2 separate regions of the Homo sapiens genome follow, and region 2 is linked to region 1. Evidence: read pairs that join two places in POLR2A ChIA-PET (ENCODE). Cell type or tissue: Caco-2. All regions are shown on one strand.

The links. ChIA-PET counts read pairs that join two places held together with the same protein. Peaks named below come from ENCODE experiments on the same cell type or tissue, not always from the same donor. Only the 100,000 strongest peaks of a DNase experiment are listed, where the experiment ranks them.
Region 2: POLR2A ChIA-PET joins it to region 1 with 5 read pairs; 3 of 35 experiments call an interaction of 5 or more read pairs at or near these places.

The regions. Positions count from the first base shown.
Region 1 is chr4:150,862,068-150,864,567 of GRCh38, reverse strand. All of the region lies in intron 22 of LRBA (LPS responsive beige-like anchor protein), which reads left to right. Among named protein-coding and RNA genes, the nearest start is that of LRBA, 150 kb to the left of the region's middle. In Caco-2, no CTCF peak of the experiment used is centred here; a DNase peak (open chromatin) is centred at 967.
Region 2 is chr4:150,935,494-150,937,993 of GRCh38, reverse strand. The region is part of intron 2 of LRBA (LPS responsive beige-like anchor protein); the gene reads left to right. Among named protein-coding and RNA genes, the nearest start is that of LRBA, 79 kb to the left of the region's middle. In Caco-2, no CTCF peak of the experiment used is centred here; no DNase peak of the experiment used is centred here.

The DNA of each region.
Region 1 (2,500 bases):
TTTCTTTATATACTTCAGCCAAACCAATATATGCAACAGATTGAATGCAAAAGCAAATATGAGAATGCAGTTGTCTTCTATGAAGCCAAACTTTAAAGAGATTGACAAAAATATGAAATAATGGCACTCTTCTTGTTATTGTTTGGTTTTGAAAAATAATCATTTTCAAAAAATGTTATTTATATTATATATTGAGTTTATTATTTTTAAGTGGGTTAATAGTTCTAAAAGGTCTCAGTTTTAATTCCTAATATAATAAGCAGTAGTAGATATAATCCACATAGATAAAGAGTCTTTGGGGACCTTAATACTTTTTAAGAATGTAAAGTGTTGCCCGGGCACGGTGGCTCACGCCTGTAATCCCAGCACTTTGGGAGGTTGAGGTGGGTGGATCATGAGGCCAAGAGATTGAGATCATCCTGGCCAACATGGTGAAACCCTGTCTCTACTAAAAATACAAAAATTAGCTGGGCGTGGTGGTGAGTGCCTGTAGTCCCAGCTACTTGTGAGGGTGAGACAGAAGAATCGCTTGAACCCAGGAGGTGGAGTTGCAGTGAGCCGAGATCGTACCACTGCACTCCAGCCTGCAACAGAGCGAGACTCTGTCTCAAAAAATAAAATAAATAAATAAATAAATAAAGTGTCATGAGACCAAAAAGTTTGAGAACTGCTATCTTAGAAAATAATAGGATATTTAGGATGAATAGATTAGTCTTTTTGAGTTCCCTATATACAAAATAAAGGAGTTGGATTAGGTGATATCTCAGGTGTTTTGAGCTTGTGAGCATTTATGACTAAGTATTTATATCCAGTTTTCAAATCCGTTTGTGTAAGTAATGAAAGAATGTGGACTTTGGAGACAGGGTGTGAATCCTGATTTATAGTAATTATTAGCTGTGTAAGCTCAGGAAAAAGAGTCTCCCTGTCACCCAGGCTAGAGTGCAGTGGCGCAATCTTGGCTCACTGTAAACTCCGCCTCCCAGGCTCAAATGATTGTTATGCCTCAGCCTCCCGAGTATCTGGGATTACAGTTGCCTGCCACTGCAACTGGCTAATTTTTGTATTTTTAGTAGAGACGGTGTTTCGCCATATTGGCCAGGCTGGTCTCGAACTCCTGACCTCAGGTGATCTGCCTGACTCAGCCTCCCAAAGTGCTGGGATTACAGGGGTGAGCCACCGGGACTGGCTTGTGTCTTAGTTTCTAACAAAAAAGTTTGAAAAATATATAATTTTAAAAAGAGAAAAAAGCTTTTAGAATAAGGATATAGAGAAAGGAAAAAAAATATTTTTTGAGACAGGTGAAGTGTAGTGGTGTGCTCATAGCTCACTGCAACTTCAAACTCCTGGGCTCAAGTGATCCTCTCACCTCAACCTCCTGAGTAGCTGGGACTACAGACTTGTGCTACCACACCTGGCTACTTTTTTAGTTTTTTTGTAGAGACGAGGTCTTACTGTGTTGCTCAGGCTGGTCTTCAACTCCTGGACTCAAGTGGCCCCCCGCCTGGGCCTCTGAAAGTGCTGGGATTATAAGCATGAGCCACACACCCGGTTAGAATGTGTGTGTGTGTGTGTGTGTGTCTTTTTTAAATGAGACAGAGTCTTGCTCTGTCACCCTGGCTGGAATGCAGTGGTGCAATCTTGGCTCACTGAAACCTCCACCTCCTGGGTTCAAGCGATTCTCCTGCCTCAGCCTGGCGAGTAGCTGGGACAACAGGTGTGCACCTCCACACTCAGCTAATTTTTTTGTATTTTTAGTAGAGACAGGGTTTCACCACGTTGCCCAGGCTAGTCTTGAATTCCGGAGCTCAGGGGATCCACCCACCTCCACCTCCTAAAGTGTTAGGATTACAGGCGTGCGTGACTGCACCTGGACTTTTTTTTTTTTTTTTAAATTATACTTTAAGTTCTAGGGTACATGTACACAACGTGCAGGTTTGTTACATATGTATACCTGTGCCATGTTGGTGTGCTGCACCCATTAACTTGTCATTTACATTAGGTATATCTCCTAATGCTACCCTTCCCTCTCCCCCACCCCATGACAGGCCCCAGTGTGTGATGTTCCCTTTCCTGTGTCCAAGTGTTCTCATTGTTCAATTCCCACCTATGAGTGAGAACATGCAGTGTTTGGTTTTCTGTCCTTGTGATAGTTTGCTGAGAATGATGGTTTCCAGTTTCATCCATGTCCCTACAAAGGACATGAACTCATCCTTTTTTATGGCTGCATAGTATTCCATGGTGTGCATGTGCCACATTTTCTTAATCCAGTCTATCATTGTTGGACATTTGGGTTGGCTGCAAGTGTTTGCTATTGTGAATAGTGCTGCAATAAACATACGTGTGCATGTGCTTTATAACAGCATGATTTATAATCCTTTGGGTATATACCCAGTAATGGGATGGCTGGGTCAAATGGTATTTCTAGTTCTAGAACCTTGAGGAATTGCCACACTGTCTTCCACAATGGTTGAACTAGTTTACAGTCCCACCAACAGTGTAA
Region 2 (2,500 bases), 73 kb before region 1:
TTTGAAGTATTTGAATTTTCTGTGAGTCACACAGTATTCCAGTTGTATTAATCTTTTGAAGAGAAGATAATTATTTTTGATCTCCATGTTTGGTCTTTAGATTTTCCGAATATACAGGTAATTTAGATTAGTGACTAATGTCAGCTTAAAGTATTTTATTAGTATCACTATTGAGAAGAAAAATAATCATGCTCAATTAAAGTCCTCATACAAAACTTATAAAGGTTTATTTGAATTCTTCGAATAAGTTGCTTTAAAATTTCTATAACCTTATGCATTAAAGTATAACCTATAGAAAGCATGTTATGCCACCCTGAAGGCTGCTATAAAAATTGTTTATGAAGTTCAGGCCAAGACTAAAATATGTTGAAATGGAGAGTTTTGAAAAATGTTCTATATAGCAAAGGAGACCAAATCATGCTAAAATGTAGAAAAAGACTATACATCAGTTTCCATGCTACATTATTCAAAAAAATACAACCATAAAAAAGGTAATAAGATTACATTTTCACATTTCATGGCTAGTAAAGTGCATTAGGCTGCTCAGATATTCATAACTTACTGTGACATTTGGGAAGATTACATTTTGTAGTGCAGAGCCATTACTACAGCTCAGATAATAACTAGCCAATGCCTGTACCTGGATTATGATCCCTGTCATTGGAAACAAATTTGTGTTTTGAAGGTTGATCAGCTTCAAATAACTATTAGAAAGGGTTAACATGACATACTGTAGACCCTGTGCATGTTTTTTAGGTATAATAGATATGCATACATATAGTATATCAAATATGCCACACATTTGTATGTACAAATTTCTGCCATCAATTTCTCCTTGAAAGGCATATTTTATAGTATTTAAAGCAATGGAGGAATATTTAAAACACCTGTCTGGATATTGCTCTCACCATTATAATCTCAGTTTAAAAGCTGGTGAAATATTTGGGGCTTTTTTTGGAAATTACTTTCAAAAATCTATAGCTTCTTGAAAGGGTGGTTACTTATAGGAATGATTGATGTAAGTAATATTAAGATGAAGGTAAGGTCTCTTATGTTAGTTGTAACGAGGTTTTTGACCAATTTAGATCGCATGGAGGATATGTAATTGTTAGAAGAAAATTTCACACTATTAAAACTCTCTCCAGACATTATCTTCTTGGCAGTAAATTGTTTCAGATTTATTGGTTGGTTTCCCTTATATGAAATGATGTACAATTGTATGTGGGTGTTGTAAGAAGTACTTTATTGTATTCAGTGGACAAGGTTTAGTTTCTGTCTTCTAGAAAATACTGTTGAAGAGTTTGTCTTTTTTATTGTTGTATCTAGATGATTTTCATAAAATATTTTCTCTTTGAGCTTTCCTTTCACTAAAAAGTTATTTTGAAGTTATAATCATTATATAATTATGGAATTACTAGTTTTGTATGGCCTTAGAGATTTTTGTTTTTTTCTGCTACTTTTCTGAATCACTGCAATTCTTTTCCACAAGAAGGTTTTCTTGTGTCTGAAGATTCTGTCACTCCTTAATTTTACATTCTTCTGTGTGGATTCTTTTAAATTATCTTCCTGAGAATACTGGTGTTCTTGGACCTGGACCAGACCTTTCTACTGCTAAAATTGATTAAAAATTATCTTTACCAAATTTACAGGTTGAAGTTCATGGAATTAATTTTCTCAGTTTTGAATTTTTCCTCTTAATTTTTCTTAATCATTGGCATCTGCTGCTGATTGTTATTCCTCACATTTAATAAAAGATTGTCTTGACTTAACACAATTATATGTTTAGTTAGTATTACCATATTGCTTTCTGGAAATATTTCAACAGGAGTGTATGAAAGTATCTGTTTAATCTTGTTCTCACCTACTTTGAGCATTAATAATTTCAAACAAAGTTAAATTCATTTAGTATTTTTTTTTTGCAAGTGTCATTTGGATTTTTTTTTTGTGAATTGACTGTTCATGTCTTCCTAAACATTTTTTTCACCAAATTGAAAATACTTTATTTCTGTACCACTTTTTATTTCTACAGCTTAATGAGTTTTGTACTCTTTGAGAATTTCTTATATTTGTGGCTTCTAATTTAACTTTTGATATTTTAAGTTATCTAGAATTTATTTTGGCATATTTTGTAAGATAAGGATTCAGTCTTAATTTTTTAAAATGAAAATTTCATAGCTCCATTTAATGCTTGTGATGACACTCTAATCCTATATTGAAGTTATTTGTACCAACCTTTTATTTTAATTAGATTATTTTCTGTCTAGTACCATACAGTTTTAATAATTATGTTATACCATTTGTTTAATGATTCTAGTATTCTTTTTGTATAGAATTTCCCTTCACTTTTTTCATATATTTAATTCCCAGATAGAAATTAGAATCACTATAAGTTTCAGAAAAAAATCATATTGGAATTTTAATGGTAATGTGCTGAATTTATAGATTAATTTGTGAAAAGTTAACAACTTGAACTGATTTAATATTCCCATCCAGAAACAGG